Regions from separate parts of the Homo sapiens genome. Here region 1 is linked to region 2. Evidence: chromatin loops called from intact Hi-C (ENCODE). Cell type or tissue: body of pancreas. All regions are shown on one strand. Each heading gives the region's core, and the rest is flanking DNA. Links, peaks and the distances in the headings are about the cores only. Region 1 overlaps EEPD1 (endonuclease/exonuclease/phosphatase family domain containing 1). Region 2 overlaps EEPD1 (endonuclease/exonuclease/phosphatase family domain containing 1).

Region 1 (12,145 bases), core at 1,378-9,377, 100 kb before region 2:
TACCGTCACCTGAGAATGGGCTGTCCTTCTGCTCCAGAATTTTCTGAATACAGCTGGGCTTGTGACCCATGTCTTGAGTGTGAGATATCTGAGACTGATTCATAATTTTGGGGTAAGCAGAGGTTGTGTTTTTGTTACTGCTTTGGAGGATGCTGGGTCTACACCAAGTCAGGCACTCAGAGCATGGGAACTGGTGCAGTTTCGCATGTGAGAAAGAGCTCATTGGATTTTGTTTATTAATGGGAGGGAAAATCATATTTGTTCCATCAAATATGCCTATTTGTGCACACAAAATCATCTTAAAGGCCAAGTATTTGCAAACACATACAAGTGTCTATATTTACCAAAATGCTATGAATGAATCACTCTCCATTCTTTTTCCTTATTTAACCTGGAGTTGGTTTTCAGCCCTAAAATTGTAGCCCAAAATGTGTGTAACCTTTTCTGTGCCATAGCCAGAAAAAAGCAAGCTGACGTGTGTGTGTGAAAATTGGCCGGATTTTCCCCATTTAAACCAAAGAAAAGAGTCCAGTAGGATAGGCCGTTACCACAGAGCGTTTATGTTATTCACAATACTGCTCTCTGTAGGAATTTCTGTTAGCCTCGTCATAAACAAAAACAATATTATTTTGGCAGTAACTCCTGCTGTTAGTAAAATAGCAAACTGTATAATGTAATCAGGTGTGGGAAAGAAAGAAATATTTGTGATGGTCCCTTCCAGGTCATAAGAGCTGTGATCCTGGACTTGAGGCGTTTTGCCCTGCCACCCACCAGGGGTGCAGTGTTTGTGGCTACTCGTTGATTTCCTTTGCACTGAGTTGTTGGTGAGGCTGGCGGCGGGGGGGCAGCAGTTTGGTGACACGAAGTGAACTCTCAGCGGGAAATCACAGTGCATGATGGCAGATCACCAGGAAAATTAGTGAGGAGAAAAGCAGGTCACAACGTTTCCTTGGCACTGACCCAGTGGCATGCTCTCATCACTGAGAGAGGGACTCCACACTGGGTCAGGGAACTGGACTGGGGAGCCCTTGAATGCTCTCCCTGCACTGCTGTGTCCTCTCTTTTGCAGCCTAACTCACTCCTTCTGCAAAGTCTTCTTGTGCACAGGTGAGAGCTGTACTCGGCACCGGGAGATATTTATAAAGAATGGCTTGATAATTGTTCTCTTTATCCATAGCAGCATGGGCGTGTGAATGGGAAATGAGGAGGGGAGAGGCAGGAAAGACAAAGCTGCTTAATTCCTATTATGCTTTCTAGTGGCTCAATTTGGGAGGGGGGTGATGGATTAGGATCAAAAGTTGGTCCAGTGGGACTGACCAACCAGGCAGCCCCTGCCTATTTATTATGTCAGTGGTTTCTAAAGTGTGGTCCCCCCTGGGGACCAGCAACATCAGCTACTGACTCAGAAACTTTGTTTCTGTGTTTTAACACACCCTCCAGGTGGTTCTGATGCACACTAAAGTTTGAGAACCATTGTACTAGGTGTTAGGCAATCAGCTGTCCCTCTGTCTCTTGGAAGCCCCTTCCTCTGGCAGGGTTAGTGAATTCATGCAGAACTTTCCAGGTCTAGTCGGCCCTCCATACCTGTGGGTTCCACATCCATGGATTCAACCAACTGTAGATGGAAAATATTCAGGAAAAAAAAAAGTTGTGTCTATACTGAACATGTCGAGTTTTTTCTTGTCATTCCCTAAACAATCCAGTATGGTAACTATTTACATAACATTTACATTGTATTAGGCATTCTAAGTAATCTAAAGATGAATTAAAATATACTGGAGGATGTGCATAGGTTATATGTAAATAATATGCCATTTTATATCAGGGACTTGAGCATCATGGATTTTGGTATCACAGGGGCTCCTGGAATCAATCTCTGCAGATACCAAGGTACAACTGTCATTTTTATTTTCCCCTTTGATTGTTTTGATCATCCTTATAATTATTCAACCTTGTGATATTCTTTCTGACCAAGCGTTGAGGAGCTTATTCATCTTCTAGGACCTATGAATGTGAAGGGTAGAGAATAGGAGAGTGAGCAAAGACGGCTGGCCTCAGCGCTGGCTCCACCCTGCAGCCCACTGAGCAGGAGACCTCACGACTCTTGTCCAGTGTGAAGGTTGTCCTGTTTTTTTCTTCTTTGGGTTTCCTAGAGAGATGATGATTTGCTGAAGACATTGAACTACTGTCGTCAGGCAAGAGTACAGGAAAAGTTTACCCAAACCCACCAGGGTGTAGAAGGGATCACCTGTAAGTGACTGGGAAGGTGACCCGCACCGTCACATTCTCACTCTTGGCCAAATGTGTTGGAGGTTGATGGTTCTCTTTGCCTGGTCACAATGGATTCAGTATTCCAGACACTCCTAGCACATTGTTAATGTTTAGTAAACATGAACTAATGGACTCAGGGCCTGATCCCCTTCAGAGTAGGGTGAGTGCTTTGTCTGTATGACTGTCCTAGGGTATCAAAAGCTGTCACAGAGTAGATCTCGTGTCCTCAATGATAGCAGCACCCATTCTCCAAGAGCTGTGTGTTCGTCCTGATTCACAGAAATCTCTCCCCTTCCAATTGTTCCCGTATTAGTAAGAGGAAATACATTTAGTATGAGCAAGAATGGGTGCAGGTGATTTCTGGGTGGCTCTTATTTACATCCATGTGTACCTGTAATAAAAGAGTTTCCTAACTTTTGGGTATGCCTTCGTGCTTTCTAACAGCTTTCCCATTTACTTGATTTTCCTAGTAAGTCTGGGATGTAGGTAACACTGACTTTTATTAATGATTCTTCATCTCTGGGTAAGGAAACTAAAATCAAGTAAGTTAGATGACATGACTCTATCAGGCAGCTCCTTAGTGACTCAGCTGGGACTGCGACCCAGACCTTCTCACTTTAGACCTATGCCCTTTGCAAGCATGCTGTGTTTTGTAAGCACGACACCTTTAACCTGCCTCTTGGTTAGACACCCATCCTCTCCCTCATCAGGCGCACTTGCTAAATTGTGAGCCAGTCACAGTGTCTTAAATTAAATCCATTGTAAAGGGATTTTAAAGATACCCTTAGGCAGTTCCTTTGCAAAGGGAATAGCTGGCTGTGAATTTGCTTTAGTAGGTGTGTTTTCTTAGGCTGAAGGGTAGCTGTATGGGATGGGAGTTAGAGTCTTCTCTTTAACCTTCTTACAGCATGTGTGAGCTATAAGAAACTGTTTTGCAAGTGAGGCGTGAGGTAGGACAGCATTATTTGATAATCATACAGTCACCAGGAGCCTTCAGGGATGCCATGCTGGTAGCACAGAACTGACAGGTTTCATTAGATTATTTTGCCAAATCTCAGTCTTAGGCAATACTCTTCCTTGTTCGGTATTTATGGAACAAGATTAAAGGGGAATGTTCCTGCTAAATATGCTTGCAAAATTTGGAGGTAGTCCACATCTGGAATGAAAATTGGTTAATATTTCATTTTTACTTATTTATTTTTTGCTGGGAAGTCATTCTGTTTTGAGAGTCTCTTTGGTTATTGAAAGTATAAACCCTAAGGGAGCTGAAAGATAATCTCCAAAAGAAATAAGAAGATTTAACATCCCACTTGCTCATTTTCCCTGTGGCCTACATAAGAAGAGAACTTGAGTGTCAAAGTCTTTAGCCCTGTAATGGCTTAAATCAATTTTTTTGCCACATGTCTGTGATATCAAAGCACAAGGTGGATTAATGCCTAGCAACAAGCACTGATAGTGAAAAAAGATTTTACTTTATTAGACTTGATTAGTAGGATCAATATAAACATATCCCATCTTGTCATTTGATTCATTCATTGAAAAATATGTATTGAATGTCTGCTGTGTGCATATATAAGCTAATTTCAGGGATCAGCTTCGCCCTGTTACTTACCAAACTTAAGTCAATGTAGATTAGTTTGTGTGGCCCAGCCTCAAAACAGTCTAGTAAACCTAGAGTTTTGGGGCAGGTCAAAAGGAGTGATTGATACATGGTTGTATTTTTCTCATATGAACAATAGGCTCACCCTGGGAGGTTGAAGGGTGGGTGGATGCAGCCAGACGTAACATCTGGGGACAGAATGCCCATCAATCCTCTTAAAGTAGAAATTGTGAAATCCATTTTGACACTTTTGGAAACTGAGGCTCTGAGAGGTTAAATAGCATCTGTGTGGCCTTCAGAAATGTAGATATTGGAGTCAGGATTTGAAGTTTGTCTACTTTCAAAGCGGAGGGATTAGGCCAGATTAGGCGTGTCTTTTCCCAAACTCCATGCCCTTCTGCTGCCTCTGACTCCCAGCCCACCCACATTTCCTCCCTGCCTTTGGCTGGCCAGGTATCAGGGTCTTGGGGAAAAGGAGGGCTTCCCTACAACCCTGAGATTGTGTCAGGCCTCTGGGGGCCTCTGTTTTTTCCCGTTTTTGTTCCTCTAAAGGATGGGGCTTGAGGCCAGAGGTAGAGCCAATCCAAAAGGCGTCAGGGCTCCTCCACCCAGCCCCTCAAGTGTGAGTCTGTGACCTTGGGCCTGACTCCAAGATCAAGTTCCAGTTTTCTGAGCCAAGGAACTCTAAGGTGTTTCTAAATAGAAAGATGGTCGGTAGTAAGAGTGTTGTGGATTTGTAAGAGAAGACAGTGTGAATGCAGGGAACTTCCAATGTAGGCAGAACTTAGGGTTTATCTCACTAAAGGGAAAGGTGTGACTTTTGTTTTACAAGGAAGCTGGGCCCATTTTGGGTCTGATTCCAAGGTTCTTTGGGAGTTTGATGGTGTTGATTTTCCCAGGGGCTATCCATTCCTTTCTTACTCACTCATTCACCCATCCATCCATTCATTCATTCAGTTAGCAGATCTGTTTGGAGCTCTCACTAGGTACCAGGTTCTGTATCAGGCTCTGGTAATAAAGTGGAGAACAAGACAAAGTCCCTGCACTCATGGAACTTCTGTTCTAGGAGGAAAGACAAACAGGTCAACACACACATCAATCATTACAGATAGTGGTGCATGCTGAGGGTGATGGAGGTGAGGTGAAGAGAAGCCTATTTAGATGGGGGTCAAAGAATGCCTCAGCTGAAAGCTGATGGATGAGAAGAAGCCAGGCACGGAAGAAGCCAGGGAAAAGAATGCTCCATGGAGGAATTGGCAAGTGCAGAGGCCCTGAGAGTGCTGGCTCCAGACAGAAGGCCAGAGTTCTAGAGTGGCGGGTGGGTGGGGCCGCAGAGCAAGGCCAGGCCAGATCAGGTGGGGCCTTCAAGACTTCTTGTAACAGCAGGAGGAGGCCACAGAAGGTTAGAAGCAGAGGCTGAAGAAATGACCTCTTACCAGATAGTCTGACTGCTGGGAGGTGGTGGGGGGCGGGGCGTGCATGGAGAGGGTCCTGGGAGTTGAGTGAAGAAGCTGTTGCAGGATTCAAGCTAAAGGCAATGATCTCTGGGGAGATGGGGAAGTGGGCAGAGATGAGAAGCCTTTTAGAGGTAAAAACTGGCAAGACTTGCCTATATTGTGGATAGTGTGAGATTCAGCAGGTAGCTTGTTTGAAATGCTCTGAGGTTTCTATGAGATAGGTGCAGAGGCATATATAATAAGAAATCCTGGGGCTGACACACATGCCTCTGTATTATTTTAACATGATGCAAGGTGTTCACCTTACCCTTCCCCTCAGCCACAGCTGTGTCCTGGGTGTGGGGTCTTACTTAGGTCCATAGCAGATGGAGTATGAGGCCATGGTCTGCCCTCAGCAGATGGGGCATCTGACAAGGCCACATATTCTCTTCAGCATCAATGACAAATGGACCCAGGGCTTGCTCTGGGGACTTTAGGTGACTATTTCTATCAGGAGAGGTTCGCATACATTCAGTTCAACATTGAGCAGCTACTTTGTGCTTACTACCTGATGAGGTCAGAGGCATGGGCGCAGGAAGACCCCACTTTGTGGTCGGGGGCTCACCGTCTCAAGGACATACACATTCAGCAGGTATTTCCAGGATGATGTGTGGGATGAGGGAGGATGTGAAGCTTGCTAAGAGACCTGAGAGCACAGGGACTTGGTCGCTGTCTGCTTGGCTCTGCAGGTATGTGAGACCTCAGCATTCGGTCAGGGATGAAGGGAAAGGACCAAGTCAGGTGGATGGGTGGTTGGAGTCTGAGAGGAAGGAGTGTAGTGGCATAGTGACAATTGAGGCTGAAAGTCAGCATCCACCCTCCCCCATGCACACACACGGCTGAGGAGGGGGAGGTCCGGGCCCTCCACTGAGGCTTATGATCCAAAATACTCAGACAGGAACATGGCAGCCTCCCACACAAGGCTCCTCACAGTGAGAGAATCCGGTATACAAATGCCAAGCTTATAAGCAGGAAGGTGTGTGTCATTTTAATTTCAAAATGACCTTCCCCAGCCTGGGAAACATAGCAAGACCCTATTGCTACAGAAACTTTAAAAATTAGCTGAGTGGGGTAGTGCGTGCCTGTAGTCCCAGCTACTCAGAAGGCCCAGAAATTCAAGGTTGTGGTGAACTGTGATCATGCCATTGTTCTCCAGCCTCAGTGACAGAGTGAGACCCTGTCTCTCTCAAAAAAAAAAAAAAAAAAATTACTCTACCTTACAAAGGATTTTATCCCAGAATTCCCTAATAACAATCAGTGTCAGTAACAAATAAAATGATAGATTTTACTGAAATTCTATTTGCTCATCATGGACATCCTGGTTTGTGTGTGGTAATTTATACCTGGGTAGAATTTCACACTGATGACTTCTCATATCATAACATCCAGGAAATGCCACAAAAATGTCCTGCTCTACCTGACAGGCTGTTAGTCCTCATCAAATATTTAGGAATCTTAGCAGCTTCCTCACCCTCCTTCTCATGAGTGTTGTACACATGCCAAAGTTCTTATGTAATGTCTTGATTGACAGCAGCCAAATTGCTGAACTCAAGTGGCTGGGAACCCTGGAGAGGTGTGCTCAGAGTAAACATTTCATTATAAAGGGAAGTGTGGAATCCTTCTTGCAGACTCTTGAATAAAGAAAGCCTGGGTTGGCTGGGCACGGTGGCTCACACCTGTAATCCCAACTTTGGGAGGCCAAGGTGGGTGGATCACTTGAGCCCAGGAGTTCGAGACTAGCCTGGGCAACATGGTGAAATCCCATCTCTACAAAAAATACAAAAATTACCCAAGGTTGGTGGTGCACACCCATAGTCCCAGCTACTCAGGAGGCTGATGTGGGAGGTTAGCTTGAGCCTGGGAAGTGGAGGTTGCAGTGAGCTGAGATTGTGCCACTGCACTCCAGCCTGAGCACAGAGCGAGACCCTGTCTTAAAAAAAAAGAAAAGAAAGAAAAAAAGAAAAACCTGGATTTTCTTTACTGACTACAATTCCCCAACTAATATTGATTTGTTGTTTGTTTCCAACGAGCCCTTGTTTCCTGTGAATTCTATTTTGGTTCAGCCGTTACCTGATTAAGCTGTTAAGCTGGGCCTTAAATTGTTTTACCTAGAGGCTGCTGTATACTCCTGAAATGCAGTGCTTAAGCGACAGTACGTTGTTCCCATTGCCACATTTAAGGTTGCACATGCTTTGGATGTTCTACGGATCTGAAGTCTTGTTTGCTCACCCCAAAACTGGAGAATAAAACTAGTACTTTGTCTTTTTCAGCTTATGCTAAAAGTGGGAGGTCTCAGGTGGGTTGTTGTTTTTTAAAAAATATCTATCCAATATCCTGTTTAAAAAAAACACTTCTCTAGAGTATATTTTCTGTTAAGCAAATTCAGTCTAATTTTTTTTTTAGCAGTTTATGTTTCTTGAATGGGAAAAAGCCAATATTTGGGTGACATTAGGCCTTGGTCTTAACTGCCAGTGGTCTCAGGGCTCCTTCCTTCCTTTCTTGGTGGGCAGCCTCTGTGGCTTCAGATTATTGTGTTGTTTTATGGGTAGGTTTTTTTTTTTCCTTTTCAAAGTGATTCCCAATCTTTTAAAGTTTTAATTTGAGGACTCATTTCAGATAGCAAAATACTTCATGTCCCTCTACTCTCCCTTACTCGATGGTGTACTTTTAGTGTCCACTTGGTGGTAGAGGTTGTGCTAGAACAAAAACAATGATAATTAACACTGACAGTTGCTGTGGCTGAGGGCCATAGCTAAGTTACAGATACAGAAGAGATGGCTCAGCGAAGCTGAGAAATTTTACTGCTTTCAGAGGGTGGAACTTGGTTTATAATCCAAAGTCTTTGCAGTTAGACTCCAAAGTTTGATGATAAAAAGCTCTTCTGTTCAGGCTGGGCGCGGTGGCTCATGCCTGTAATCCCAGCACTTTGGGAGGCCGAGGCGGGCGGATCATGAGGTCAGGAGATCGAGACCATCTTGGCTAACACAGTGAAACCCTGTCTCTACTAAAAATAAAAAAATTAGCCAGGCGTGGTGGCGGGCACCTGTAGTCCCAGCTACTCGGAAGGCTGAGGCAGGAGAATGGTGTGGACCTGGGAGGTGGAGCTTGCAGTGAGCCGAGATCATGCCACTGCACCCCAGCCTGGGGGACAGAGCAAGACTCCATCTCAGGAAGAAAAAAAAAAAAAAAAAAGCTATTCTGTTCAGTAATGCTTCTCAGAGTAGTTGTATTTCATTCATCACCCAGACTGCATTCTAGGCTAGATGCTTTCTTAACCAGCTTGGCTTGGGTTCCCTAGGTTATGATTTTTCGTAAGTATACTGATATATAATGATATCATCATGTGTCTACGAACATATGTATTTGTCTTAGTGTTTGTCTTTTCAAAGTGGAGCAAGGATATTTGCAAAGCAAACTGATTGCAGGATACTATATTTTTTATGACTTTTCTGTCTTTTATAATTGTCTTAACCACACTTATTTTGACAGCAATTTCTTAAACAACTTGCTTTTTAAGAAGCTTTTCAAGTATCCATCTTCGTTTTCTTAGAAACAACTTATCTTTCTGCTCATGCTTCTATTTCACCAGTTGACAACCACATTTTAGGAGATCATGGTAATATGTGCAACTGACATAAACAGTTTAAGGACAGGCACAGTTGACTCTCTGGTAAGCACATGATGCCCTACTCACAGCTGATCAAGCCAAGTGTACTCATTGCACCATGGGCATCCATCAACTTGTTTTACAAAGGGAATGGGGACACTTTGGTAGGTCCCTTGAGTGGAGGTTGGTTAGGATAACATCTATTATGTTTTTTAAAAAGGTTACTGTTGTACCCATGTTGTTTATTTAAGCTAAATTCAGTGTTTGTTCTACATGTTTATTGTAGACCCCAACAGGTAACTGCAGGTGGTTACTGACCTACCATTCTTTCCTCTAGGAGATTGACTGAAAAAGTCAATCTCTGGAGAAGACAGTCAAGCACTGAGTAATATTTTGGTCAATGATAGATGGTGTATATGTTCCCAGAAGATTATAATGGAACTGGAAAATTCCTGTTGCCTGGTGACATCTTCATGATCCTGATCCCATGTAAGCCTAGGATAATGTGTGTGTGTCTTAGTTTTTAACAAAAAAGTTTAAGAAGTAAGAAAGAAATATATTTAACAGTAGCAAAAACTTATAAAGGATATAAAGAAAGAAAATGTTTTTATACAGTTGTACTATGAGTTTTAAGCTATGTTATTACAAAAGTCAAAAGATTAAAAAATTTAAAAGTTTATAAAGTCAAAATGTTACAGTAAGCTAAGGGTAATTTATTAGTGAAGAAAGAAAAAACTTTTAATTTAGTGTAGCCTAAGTGCACAGTGTTTATTAAATCTACAGTAGTGTACAGTCATGTCCTGGACCTTCACATTCTTTCACCACTCACCCACTCACTCAGAGCAACGTCCAGTCCTGCAAGATCCATTCATGGCAAGTGCCCTACACAGTTGTACCATATTTTAGATTGTATACTGTATTTGTACTGTACTTCTTCTATGTTTAAATACCATAGTGTTGCAATTGTCTACAGTCTTCAGTACAATAACATACCATGTAGGTTTATAGCCTAGGAGTAGGCTCTAGCATCTAGGTCTGTGAAAGTCCACTCTGTGAAGTTTGCACAATGATGAAATCGCCTAATGATCCATTTCCTTTTTTTTTTTTTTTTTTTTTTTTTTTTGACAGAGCCTTGCTCTGTCACCCAGGCTGGAGTGCAATGGAGCAATCTCAGCTCACTGCAACCTCTGCCTCCCGGGTTCAAGCGATTCTCCTTCCTCAGCCTCCTGAGTAGCTGGGATTACAGGCACCTGCCACCACGCCCCAGCTAATTTATTTATTTATTTATTTATTTATTTATTTTTAGTAGAGACAGGGTTTCCATGTTGACCAGGATGGTCTCGATCTCTTGACCTCGTGATCTGCCTGCCTCGGCTTCCCAAAGTGCTGGGATTACAGGCGTGAGCCACCATGCCCGGCCCTAATGATCCATTTCTTAGAACATACTCCCATTGTTAAACGGTACATGATTGTATTTATGAAGTCAAGAATTTGACTCATAAATTGATAGTTTGACTCAAATTGATACATTGTCCAATTTCCCCTAAAAAAGTCTCCTGCAACTTTTAGAAATAAAAACAATGAAGTCCTAGTGAGCTTTTATTTTGATTTAATACCTGTGCTAGTCAGCATTTTCTTCAGCAATGCAGATGAACTGCTCGGAGAACCGATGAATACTGTAAACGGAGAGGGATTCAGGCAGGGGGATGGGACTAGATGGCTTATAAATACCTTTCCAAGTTCATGACTCCACACTGTCTTTTAAAAATGGGCTGAATTGAATTTTAAAGTCTGATTCTTAAAATATTAAATACATGTCCACACAAGTGAAACTGCACAAGAAACTGTGGTATTACAGTATACCTTTGCTGAACTCAGTTTAACGCCAGGCAAGACTGTTTGGAGTTGATTTGTAATTGTTTGTGTTATGTTAGTTTGGATGTCTCCTGAATTTGTAACAAAAAATGCAAGTAGTTGTTAGATATTGTTAGAATTTCAGCTTAGAAAAGGAGTTGCTTCTATCTTTTAAACTTTGAGATAAATTTTATTAAAAGCATTTGAAATTACAAAATGGATGTTTAAGATATTACCATTTGCAACCACTTAATTGTGAAAATCAGGAGGCCAGGAGAAGTGGCTCATGCCTGTAATCCCAGCACTTTGGGAGGTCTAGGTGGAAGGATCACTTGAGCTTGGGAGTTTGAGACTAGCCCTGGCGACATAGCGAGACCCCTTCTCTACAAACAAACAAACAAACAAAAAAACAGGCTTTCTTGTCATTGGTCAACCTAGGCAAGATAAACTGGATGAAGTATGAGAAATGAGACTGTGAGATCACCCATAACCCCTAATTTCAAATACAATATTTGCATTCATTCAAACTGCTGTGGTATTTTGATTGATTAATTCTGTTAGTTAAGATTATATATTTAAATATATAAATTTCTTTCAAATCACAAAAGTCCCTTCCAATCCTGAGGCTTTTTCCGCAGAGAGGGAAAATGATCACTGTTACTACCAAATACCCTTGAATACTGAGAAGGAAGAGTGGCTGTTCCTATAGATAAGATGTGTTTGGTTTTTAGGGCTGCCATAATGAAGTCCCACAGACTGGGGGGCTTCAACCACAGAAATGATTGTCTCACAGTTCTGGAGGCTGGGAGTTTGAGATCAAGACATTGGCCAGCTTGGTTTTTTCTCAGTCCCCTTTCCCTGGTTTGCAGATGACTGTCCTTTCCCTGCGTCTTCACATGGTCTTTCCTCTGTACCCAAAATCTCTTCTTATGAGGTCACCAGTCATATCAGATTAGAGCTTACCCTGATGGCCTTCTTTTACCTTAATCAACTCTTTAAAGGCCCTATCTCCAAATACAGTCACATTCTGAAGTACTGGGGATTAGGGCTTCAACACAGGAATTTGGGGGGACACAATTTAGCCCCTGACAAGATCATTTAAGAAAAATTACCCAGGGGTTTCCTTCTGGGCAGTTTGTGAGCAACTTGCTCCTCTGAGTTTTTTCTGGAGGGATGACGATTTCAAAGTACTTGTTTCACAGTTTAAATGCTAGAGAAAGCTGCATTTGAGTTCCTGGAGTGACACACTGCTCTGCCAAGGGGAATGGCTTTCTTGTCGGGCCATAGTAGATAGGGTCCAGCTCTTAGGGCCTGGAC
Region 2 (12,145 bases), core at 1,685-9,684:
TCTTCCAGAGATGCCCTGCCCTGAGAGGAGGAATCTAGAGAGGCAGTCTGGCTACAGTGGCTTTGCAGAGCTGCAGTGAGCTCCGCCCAGTTGGAACTTCCAGGCGGCTTTGTTTACATTGTGAGGGGAAAGCCTACTCAAGCCTCAGTAATGACGGACGCCCCTCCCCCCACCAGCTCCAGCATCCCAGGTCGACTTCAGACTGCTGTGCTGGCAGCGAGAATTTCAAGCCAGTGGATCTTAGCCTGCTGGGTTCCGTGGGGTTGGGATCCACTGAGCTAGACCCCTTGGCTGCCTGGCTTCAGCCTTATTTCCACGGGAGTGAACGGTGAACGGTGAACAGTTCGGTTTTGCTGGCATTCCAGGTGCCACTGGGGTATGAAAAAAAAAAAAAAAAAAACTGCAGCTAGCTCAGTGTCTGCCCAAACGGCCACCCAGTTTTGTGCTTGAAACCCAGGGCCCGGTGATGTAGGCACCTAAGGGAATCTCCTGGTCTGTGGGTTGTGAAGACTGTGGGAAAAGCATAGTATCTGGGCTGAAGTGCAGCGTTCCTTACATCACAGTCCCTCATGGCTTCCCTTGGCTACGGGAGGGAGTTCCCGGACCCCTTGTGCTTCCCAGGTGAGGTGATACCCCATCCTGGTTCAGCTCGCCCTCCGTGGGCTGCACCCACTGTCTAACCAGTCTCAATGAGATGAGCCAGGTACCTCAGTTGGAAATGCAGAAATCACTCACTTTCTCCATTGATCTTGCTGGGAGCTGCAGACTGGAGCTGTTCCTATATGGCCATCTTGCCAGCCTCCCCATATATATCTTAACTTACCAGATTTGTACTTAGTTCAAATTTATACTCTATTTCAGACTTGTGCTCACTTAATTTTAGTAAGATATAGAAACGTTACTACTGTATAGCTGTATTCCGTCTTTCCCCCTTTTGTGCTATTGTCTATGCATCTATACATGTTACACCTTGAACTATACATTGTTATAATAATTATTCATATATATAATTTTTTTTCTTTGAGACAGGGTCTCACTCTGGTTGCCCAGGCTGGAGTGCAGTGGCCCAATCTCAGCTCACTGCAGCCTCAATCTCCTGGGCTCAGGTGATTCTCCCACCTCAGCCTCCCAAGTAGCTGGAATTACAGGCACACACCACCATGCCCGGCTATTATAATTTTTTGTACTTTTAGTAGAGACAGGGTTTCTCTATGTTGCCCAGGCTGGTCTCAAACTCCTAGAATCAAGTGATCCTCCTGCCTTAGCCTCCAAGAGTGCTGGGATTACAGGCATGAGCCACCATGCCGGGCCTATTATCTTATATATTTTTATGTCTTCTAAAGTAGATAAGACAGTAGATTAGTGTGTATTTACAGAGTTAGCTATATTAACCATTTTGTGTACCATTTCTAGTTTTCATTTGTTCCTGTGAATTTCATTTACTATTTGGTATACTTCCTCACTCCAATACATCTCTAATCCCATGTAGCTCCTTTGTGCCATTATTTTTACCTATATTAGATTTCTATGTATTATAGGCCCAGCAATACAGTCATATACATATTGTTTTATACAGCTGCTTTTAAAATCAGTTAAGAAAATGAAGGAGAAGAAATATGCACATATGTGTCTTTTATAATTACTGATGCTGTTCATTTTGTCATAGGGATTCCACTTGGTCTGGGGTCATTTGCTTTTAGCCTAAAAATCTGTCTTTTGGGTTTCTTATCAGGCAGGTCTGTTAGCAACAAATTCTCTCAGTTTTTGTATGGGAATGTATTTCATCTTCATTTTTGAAAGATAGTTTTCCTGGATGTAAGATTGGTTGACAGTTTTTCTCTTTCAGCGCTTTGAATATACCACTTCACTGTCTCTGATCTCTTTTGTTTCTGATGAAAATTCAGCAGTTAATCTTTCTGGCAATGAGTGATTTTTGAAAGCTGGGTATATTGCTGGGGGCTGAAGGCCACCATATTTACTGAGTGTGGTATTTCACTTATGGGCTTCTGAAGAGCAACTCATACTTCTTTAGTGTCCCAGAGCTGCACTGGCTTTGGTGACAGTTTCCTTTGTTTGAGGGGATTTCTAAGGCATTATTTGCATAAAGTCCAACAAAAACATTTCAGATGCTTTTGGCAAAGATAAAATGCAAAAAAGAAAGCCTCGTGATAGTCTAGAAAGATCAAGGACCTTGTAGTGAGAAAGACCTGAGTTTGACTCTCAAATAATAGATCATGAAATCATTTTAGTAAATTTCCCCCAGTCTTTGTTTCAGTGTAGTCAGCCCTCCACATCTGTAGATTCAACCAACCATGAATTGAAAATATTCAAAAACGAAAATGTTGCATCTCTACTGAACTTGTACAGACTTTTTTCTTGTCATTATTGCCCAAGCAATACAGTATAACATCTGTTTACATAGCATTGACATTGTATTAGGTATTATAAGTAATCATATATAGGAAGATGTGCATAGATTATAAACAAATACTGTACCATTTTATATCAGGGACTTGAGCATCTGTGGATTTTGGTATTTGAGGGAGGTCCTGGAACCAGTCCTCCATGAATACCAAGGAATGACTGTGTATGTATAGATGTATGTGTGGATGTGTGCATGGACGAATGGGTGGGTGGATGGACAAATGGGTGGGTGGATGGATGACTGTTGGCAGGCAGAAAAATAGAATATACCAGGTTCCCATATAAAGATTTATTTGTTGCTATGAGTCATGGTCCAGAATGTTTGAAAGTTGCTGTTCCAGTCCATTTATTGGGTTGGAAGAGGGCCTGCTCTGGGATTTTTCCAGTACTGGAAGGGCCTCTGCTTGCCCTTGGGTATATCCTAAGCACTTTTCCCTCCTGCCTTGTTAGTCTCTTAACTCTGTTTTACTTTTTAGCAGAAAGAAAATGTGCCCAACTCACTGCTGTTCCTTCAAAATTGTTGCACCTAGCCACCACCTCATACAAACTCTCACAACAGCCATGACGACAGGAGTTACATGCAATTTCCTGTCTTTTTCAGTCCACCCTCAAATACCACTTATCAGAAAATGCTAACAATGACTTGGTGCTGAGAGAACTTTCAATTCACTTTTTTAGAGGATTCTGAGACTTTTCATTAATGATTCATTCATTCATTTCTGGAGAACATGACTTTGTATTCAGCAAAGTTTGGGCTAGTCAGTAATTTTAAGTGCAATAGAAGGGCAGGCAGGTGAAACTGTTTTTGCTACATTGCTAAACACATTTATGCTCGATATTCTCAGCAGATAAAATTATCCTGATTGAACAGGCCATTAAAGCTTGCTTTGCCAGAAAATAATTCAGTGGAGAGTTCTGTCACATTGCTAACAATGCATTTGGAATGAGTAATTCCTACAGCTGATAAAATATTTTTTATTAACCTTCAGGAGGCATTGAAATGATGAGTTTAGGCCTGAACAAGATTTCAAATTTTTGGAAATGCATCCAACCTTGTTTCAGAAATTTTGCTCCATCTTTGTAGAAATTCAAAAGCGTTCACTGACATTCCTTAGAAGCATTATCCAAAGCTCCCTTCTAGATCCTGGACTTGGTTTCCCCCCACCCACAAACTCTGCTGCTGCTCTATTCTTTCCCGTGCCCTAAGGCCTGCCCTACCTAACTCTTGTCCATGAAATGCAGACGCATTTTTACATGCAGAATTAGCCTGGCATAGTGGCTCACATCCATAACTCCAGCATCTTGGGAGGGTGAAGTGCGGAGGATTGCTTGACCCCAGGAGTTCGAGACCAGCCAGGGCAATGTAGTGTTAGTAATGGTGAATCCATAGGATCTACAGCAACCTCAGTTTTTGCTTCTCAGAGGAAAAAAAAATTGTCTGAGGGTCATCAGACAGAATGAGAGACCAAGGCAAGTTTTAGAGCAAGAGTGAAAGTTTATTAAAAACTTTTAGAGCAGGAACAAAAGGAAGTAAAGTACATTTGGAAGAGGGCCAAGTGAGTGACTTGAGAGATTCAAGTGCATGGTTTGACCTTTGTCTTGGGATTTCATATGTTGGCATGCATTCAGGGGGTTGTGTCTCGTCTCCCCTGATTCTTCTCTTGGAGTGGACTGTCCTCATGCCCAGTGGTCTGCCAGCATTTGGGAGGGGAGCATGTACAGTGTGTTTAGTGAAGTTGTACACATGCTCACTTGAGGCATTTCGCCTGTACCAGTCGAGTGTTCCTGGAGGAAGGTCATATACCAGTTAAACTCTGCCATTGTGCCTCTAAGTACACATGCTTGAGCCCACTCACCCAACTCCTGAGATCTTATGGGGAAGCTGCTGATCACCAGCTTCAGGTGTTTATCTGTTGGGAGACTGCCATTCCCTGGGGGCAGCTGTAAACAAATATTATTTTAGAGAGACAGTTTTACAACCGCCTGACCATCACCTGATGGTCGCTTGACAGTCCTGGTGTATGGGGTAGGGGAGGGCTCTCTCCTGTCCTGCTCATGTCTGACTAGCTACATGCTCTAACAATAGGAGACTCTGTCTCTACAAGAAATAAAATGATAAAAAACTTTAGCTGTTCATGGTGGTGCATGCCTGTGGTACCAGCTACTTGGGAGGCTGAGGATTGCTTGAGCTCAGGAGTTTCAAAACCAGCCTGGGCAACATGGTGAAACTCCATTTATACAAAATATACAAAAATTGGCCGGGTGTGGCGATGCACGTCTGTAGTCCCAGCTACTCGGGAGGCTGAGGCGTGAGTATTGCCTGAGCCCAGAAGGTTGAGGCTGCAGTGGGCTGTGATTGCACCACTGCACTCTACCCTTGGTGGCAGAGAACACCCTGTCTCAAGGGAGGGGGGGGAAAAAGCAGAGTTAATTAGGTTTGAAGAAGACAGCCAAAGAAAACAAAGCAGCACCTCACACAGGAATGACTCTGAAATTACCTGCTCTCTTGGTTCACCTGTTAGTGGCTTCCTCCACAAGGAGACAGTCAAGAAATCTATCTAAGAGGCTACATGGAAGCACTGTGGAGTCACAGAGCAGAGCATCTTCCCAATGTGTATAGCTCTGGGGATCTTCAGGGGTCAGAAGTGTCCAGGATTAAAACAAGATCCCTAGCATGTACAATTCGAAGGGGTAAACCTGGAAGAGAAGATGTCACGTTCTGGGTTTTGCCCAAATCCCAACATTTGCATCAGCTCCTGGGAGAGCATCAGGGCCTTTCTCCCATGATTACAATTCATGAGACCACAGTTTTGTATTATAGCTCACCTCTAGCAGGTAAGTTCTGTCTTCCTTCCCTCCATCCACCTGCCTAAATCTCTTAGTGGGAGAATAAATTGCTATGTATCGATTGTTTTGTTTCTCTTGACCCACACATTCTTGTCCGGCACTTGCTTTGCAAGGATACATTTGCGAGTAAGAGGGGAGGAAGTAACAAGTATTTTTATGCTTCATTTCAGGATGTGGCAGGGACATTTTTGATGGTTTCATTGCTTAATTTATTTGGAAACAGCATTAAACCAGCTTTTATTTATGAAAAAATTATATATGTTTGTGGGGGAGAGACTTTTACATGGATAAAGCTCACACCAGTTAATTAGTATTCATACTATGACTAGAAAAGTGAAATTTCTAGAAAATTTTAAAGCAAGAAGAAAAACTAAGGCATACAGAATTGCAGTTTGGTCTCTCTAGTTTCATTTTGTTTCAGTTCCTCATTTATATTGTTACCAGAGTAATCCTTCAGAAACACAAGCTTGATCCTATTACTCCTTCCTTAGAGTTGCTTCAGGGGGAAGCCCGCAGTGGGGTCAGGACGATAGACATGGATTTGGGTCCTCACCCAGCCACTTGCCCTGTGGATAATCTTGAGTCTGTTACTTAACTACTTCAGCCCTGCATTCGTCCTCTGTTGAGCAAGGATGATGACACCTCCCACCCGCACAGAGCCATCACATGGACCACATCGTGGCGTGTGTGTAAAGGGCCTGCAGCATTGGCACAGGGTGAGCATTCTAGGAAATGTAAGCTGCTGTGGTTCCAAGTCATTAATATGAAGTGTCTCTTCCTGGCCTGCAGGACACTGTCATGGCATCCATTATATGGTCCTTGCCTGGTATTTAATTTGATTTTTGTAACCTGTCTCTCCTTCTCTGTGTCCAGTTTGCTTTTGGCCCACAGTGCCCAGTATGTTGGAGGGAGCCAGAAAAGCCTGTGAAACTAGCACCAAACAGTTTTTCTTCTTTTAAGAGCTTGCGGCCAAAAATTTAACAGGAAGGGAGCTCAACTAAAAGATAGCTTGGGTATTTGGCTTTCCATTTCTCCCATTAGCACGAAAGAAAACAGAACCAGTGACTCTGAGGACATTCTCCAAAGTGAGAATGCTATTTCATGAGCTGCCACCTATAGTTCTTGCTGCCCACACTGAAAAAAAAAAAAACAAAAATCTGTGTGATTTGCCTTGAAATAAAATAGGAAACATGCAGCCTTTAAAGACTAGGATTTGACATAATACAGATCAAAATAAAATAAGTCATGAATCAGTAGGACTTTCACCCAGGGCTTTGAAGCCTTTATTTTTATGATTATTGCCACCGCAGAGCAGAGCCGGCTGCATAAACACCATTTAGAATAGCTGAAGGCTGGCATCGCATAAGAAAAATGGCAACCAGAGCGATTTCCCTGAGGGTCCATGAGTCCTAATTCTGTTTAATGTGACAATTCCTGAACAACTCTGGCTTCTTCACAGAAATATGCCTGGGAAGTTCTGGGAGCCTGGCTGCCTAGAGCCCGCCTGAGAGTGAACTAGTCTTCAGTGTTTACAGACAGAGTGACAATTCCTGAACAACTCTGGCTTCTTCACAGAAATGTGCCTGGGAAGTTCTGGGAGCCTGGCTGCCTAGAGCCCGCCTGAGAGTGAACTAGTCTTCAGTGTTTACAGACAGAGAAAATATATCCCTGGGGTTTAAAAAAATAAGTGGGTGTTCATGTAAGAGGGTAGGAATGGGGAGCTATTGTAAACTGCCAGCTTGGTCCTACTCATAACTCATTTTCTTTGGATTTGAGTACCTAAATAATTATTAATCCTTTCCCCCTTTGTGTTGGCTTTCTCTCTCTTCCATCTTCCTTTTCCTCGTCCCTACCCTTTCTGTTGCCATATCTGGCTTTTGATACCTCAGGGGTAAACATGCTCCTACTATTCAGTTTTCTTGTTGGGTGGTTTCTTGGGTTAGGAAACCATCTCTCTCCTGTGTCTGTCTAACACATTCTTTCAGCCTGTAAACTTGAAAACATCAAAGAGGAAGAAAATTCTAGAAAGGGAGAGCAGTGGTTGGGTAAATCAACATGGTTTGTTTGAGGAAACAAGTTATCATCAGCTTGCAAACCTGGGGCAGATCCCTTTTTTGCTTACAAGCTAATGTTGTAACAGGCATGGCTGGCATTTCCTGCCAAAGTTGGGGTTCAGCATTTCAGTAGGAAGTGCCAAGTGCAACTCCGCCTTCTCAGCCTTCCTTACTGGCATGCATCTCAGGCGATGTAAACCTTAGAATCTATGGAAGGGCATGTCTGGTGCAAATCATGGCGTGGCCATCCCTGTGTTTCCGCTCTCACTTGGGGTTTGCCACGCTCCCCTTTCCTAGACTCTCACAAAATAGCCACAAAATCCTCCAGAAATCAGTGCTATTTTCAGAACTGCTTCTACTTAGAATAATTCATTTCAATAATTACTCACAAATTTAGTGCCTAATTTGGAAAGAAGTATTTATCTTATTTGCCCTAAAACTGTCTTTTTTTGCACTTCAAAGAGCCAGTATTCCAAGAATTACTGGGCTGTGCATTCCTCTCCTAGGTGCTCAGTAACCATATGTGAAGAGACGTTTGAATCCTCGCAGTCTAGAGGCAGCCTCCCCAGGGCAGGGCACTGACCTCCTGTTTCTCCCCTGACCAAGAGCTCCACGACAGCGGTAGCCTAGAGCAGCATCCTTTCCTGCAAAATCCTCAGTGTTTGTTGAACGAAGGTGTGGTTCCTCTGTGTTACCCTCAACATCTAGCCCATCACTCAAGTCACTTTTAAAATTATTGATGTATAATTCACATAACATAAAATTAATGATCAACCATCTTAAAGTAAACAATTCAGCGGCATTTAGGAGAGTCATATCGTGTGCAACCATCACCTCTATCTAGTTCCAAGATATTTTTATCATCCAAAAAGGAAACCTCAAACCTACTAAACAGTCACTCCCCCTTCCCCTCTTGCCCAGCCCCTGGCACCTACCAATCTGGATTCTGTCCAAAGTAATATTTACCTACTCTGGATGTCTTGTGCAAATGGAGTCATACAATATGTAGCCTTTTGTGTCTGGCTTTTTTCGCTTAGTGTAATGTGTTCAAGGTTCATCCATGTATCAGTACTTCATTGCTTTTTCACGGCTGAGTAATACTTTCTTGCATGAATATACCACATTGTGTTTCTCCATTCATCTGCTGGTGGACATTTGGGTCATTTCCATCTTCGAGCTACTGGGAGTAGTGCTCCTGTGAACATTCATGTACAAGTATTTGTCTGAATACCATTCTCACTTCTTTGGTGCCAAGCACATTATCTCCTAATTATCTCTGGAGTCTGCCCACTGCCATCCTCCCAGTCAAGCTACTCACCTCTGTTACTGCAGTACTCAGCTGGCATTTTTGTGGCCACCCTGGCCCTTCTGCAACTTGTACTCTATACCATAGCCCCATGGACTTTTCAAAATTCAGATCCCCTCTTCACACCCTGCAGTGATCTTAGGATTGCTCAAGGGATAAGAAACACATTTCTTTCAGGGTATGGGGGCCCCTGCATGGCCAGGCCTCTGCAAGATCATCTCCCCACCCTGCCCCCTCCCTCCACATCTGTGCCACAGCCACACTGGCCTCTCTGTCCTGCAAACTCTCCATGCTCTGTCCCACCACAGGCCCTTTGCACATGCTGTCTGTGCTGCCTAGCATGCTCTCCCCTCCTCTTGGCCTAATTAACTCCTCTTATCCTTGAGTTCTGAGCTCAAGCATCACCTCTTTGGAGAAGCTTTCCCCAACTAAGTGAACACCAACACCAAGACCATCCTGGATGCACACAAGCTCCTGGAACCACTCCTCTGCAGCCCAGGCCCCAGCTGCAGTTTTACATGCAGGTGATTACTTGTAAGACTGTAAGCTCAGGTTGGGCAAAGGACCATGTCTATTTTACTCCCCATTATAGCTCCAGAATTGTCATGGACTAGCTGTTTGTATCCCCTGCCACCCACCAACTTGTTATGTTCAAGTCCTAATCCCCAGTATGATGGTGTTTGGAGGTAGAGTCCTTGGGAGGTAATTGGGTCATGAGGGGTACAGCCCTCATCAATGAGATTAGTACCCTTATGAGAAGAGACATGAGATAGATTATCTATTCTCTGCCATGCGAGGACACAGGAAGAAGGTGACCATCTGCAGACTGGGAAGTGAGCCCCCACCAGGAATGGAATCGCTGGAACCTTGGTCTTGGACCTCCAGCTTCCAGAACTGTGAGAAGTAAATATTTGTTTTTTGAGCCACCCAGTCTGTGGTATTCCTTGAAGCAGCCCTGAACTGACTAAGATAAGAACCTAGCCCAGGATGGCCCCCGTTTGGTGCTTGTTAAGTGTTTTGTTGTTGTTGTTTTTGAGACGGAGCCTTGCTCTGTCGCCCAGGCTGGAGTGCAGTGGTGTGATCTCGGCTCACTGCAACCTCTGCCTCGCAGGTTCAGGTGATTCTCTTGCCTCAGCCTCCCGAGTAGCTGGGATTATAGGCATCCACCACCGTGCCTGTAATCCCAGGCTAATTTTTGTATTTTTAGTGGAGACGGGGTTTCACCATCTTGTCCAGGCTGGTCTCGAACTCCTGACCTCATGATCCACCCACTTCGGCCTCCCAAAGTGCTGGGATTACAGGCATGAGCCACCTTACCCAGCTGCTTGCTAAATTTTTGTCGAATGATCAGATGAGTCCATTCTCCTCACCAGAGAATGTTACCAACCACAGCTTCCCGTCCCTCTATCCATGCCAGCAGTGCTTTATTTTGGGGGACTGTACCTCCCAGCATGCAATGCTGGCTCCTGGCCCCAACCGTGATTCTTGCCTCCTTCCTCCACTGGTGTATTTCAGAAATTGTGCTGCCAGGTGTGGAATGTCGAAGGGGGATCTGTCTCTCTGTAGTCTAGGCCTGAGGGAGCAGCCCAGTGTGTCTAACAACCAGGAGAGCACATACAGAGACTTGCTGGGTGCCAGGCCTGTGCTACCTGCTTTAGAAATAGCAAATACGTGAGGCGGGAATGATTCTTTGCCCCTTGTTACAGATGGTGAAACAGAGGCACAGAATACATGAGTCATTTGCCCAAAGTCAAAACTCTTGGTAAGTGGTAGATCCAAAGTTTGAATCCAGGCAGCCTTTCTCTAGAGTCTGCGTTCTTAACCTTACTATTAAATAATGAGTGAACTTAAGCATTCAGGACATGGAAGAATTCTTCTCATAGAAGAGAAATCTGAGTGATGGCAGTAGTGTTTCCTTCTGGAGTCTGCATGGGTTTGTTTAAAGCACTGGAGTGGGCAGTAGACATTCCCGCCAAGTTCTGGCTTGGCAATCCCATGGCCATTTTAAACACACAGATAACCAAACTACTCAGCTTATTTAGGACTTCACGCGCTCCTCAAGGTCCTAACAAATACAGGTTGATGTCAAGACAAATTCTCTAAAGAACCACTTTATTATAAATAAAGCTAGAGGGAAAAAATTAAGGTGAGGACTATTTGTCTTCAGATGAAAAAAACTAAGCTATTTATGAAGACTCTTGTCTTGTGTCAGTCAGCGATTTAAAAAGGAAAGAGTCAAGCCAGGTGTGGTGGTTCACAACTGGTCCCAGCTACTTAGGAGGCTGAGGCGGGAGGATTGCTTGAGCTGAGGAGTTGGAGTCTAGCCTGGGCAACATAGCAAGACCCTGTCTCTGAAAAACTAAAGAGTCATGTCCTTTCTGATCATATGTTTTGAGGGGTTAATGTCTTTGGTCATTCATACTCCAGGCCCCTGTGCTGCCATCTGTTTATCACAGGCAGGTATATTAAAACAAAGCAGGCTGGGTGCGGTGGCTCACGCCCGGAATCCCAGTACTTCAGGAGGCCCATGCGGAAGGATCGCCTGAACCCAGGAGTTTAAGAGCAGCCTGGGCAACATAGAGAGATCCCATCTCTATTCTAATTTAAAATTTTAAAAAATAAAGCAAAACCCAGCAACAAAACCTTCTGATTTACTTTTGGAAACAAAGATATTGCCATTTGAAATTCTTAGGATTCTTTTCTAAACATATAGATAAAAATCATTTCGAACATGAGAGGGCATAGTGGGTGAAGTTTTATTGCTACCTTGCTAGGTGATTTTAGGATGTTTCATAGTGATTAGAAATGAACCTCAAAAAGGCAGAAAGTTCCTCCAGCCAATGAAAGCTTCGCCACCAAGGAGATGGCACACTGAACAACAGCAGGTTAGATGGCCCAGGAAGGACTTGATTTTAGAAGAGCTTATGATAACATGGCACAGTATAAGTGGGAAAAGCAGAATGTGTGTGTGCATATGTGTGTGTATGTGTGTGTATACAGACATATAAGATATATTGATAAAATGCACAGGAAACAGCCTAGAAGGAATTCCACCAAAAATATTAGCAGTAGTGGTCTTTGCACAGTGGTATTATACTTAATTTTTTTCTGACTCTCTATTTTATAAATTATCCTGCACTTGTATTTATTTATAGCAGGACATAAGCCTTTATTTATTTATTTTTTATTATACTTTAAGTTCTGGGATACATGTGCAGAACGTGCAGGTTTGTTACATAGGTATACACGTGCCATGGTGGTTTGCTGAACCCATCAATCCATCATCTACATTAGGTATATCTCCTAATGCTATCCCTCCCTAGCCCCCAACCCCCAACAGGCCCCAGTGTGTGATGTTCCCTGCCCTGTGTCCATGTGTTCTCATTGTTCAACTCCTACTTATGAGTGAGAACATGTGGCATTTGGTTTTCTGTTCCTGTGTTAGTTTGCTGAGAATGATAGTTTCCAGCTTCATCCATGTCCCTGCAAAGGACATGAACTCATCCTTTTTTAT

What was found. Peaks named below come from ENCODE experiments on the same cell type or tissue, not always from the same donor. Only the 100,000 strongest peaks of a DNase experiment are listed, where the experiment ranks them.
Region 1: it touches region 2 in a loop (1.9-fold over the local background); 6 of 110 quality-filtered maps call a loop at or near these places.

What each region holds. Positions count from the first base shown.
Region 1 is chr7:36,155,343-36,167,487 of GRCh38, forward strand. All of the region lies in intron 2 of EEPD1 (endonuclease/exonuclease/phosphatase family domain containing 1), which reads left to right. Among named protein-coding and RNA genes, the nearest start is that of EEPD1, 8.2 kb to the left of the region's middle. RefSeq lists an enhancer at 2,746-3,266. In body of pancreas, for the core only: no CTCF peak of the experiment used is centred there; DNase peaks (open chromatin) are centred at 4,499 and 5,179; H3K27ac peaks cover 997 bases.
Region 2 is chr7:36,258,505-36,270,649 of GRCh38, forward strand. The region is part of intron 3 of EEPD1 (endonuclease/exonuclease/phosphatase family domain containing 1); the gene reads left to right. Among named protein-coding and RNA genes, the nearest start is that of MATCAP2, 100 kb to the right of the region's middle. RefSeq lists enhancers at 1-117, 118-924. In body of pancreas, for the core only: no CTCF peak of the experiment used is centred there; no DNase peak of the experiment used is centred there; H3K27ac peaks cover 4,201 bases.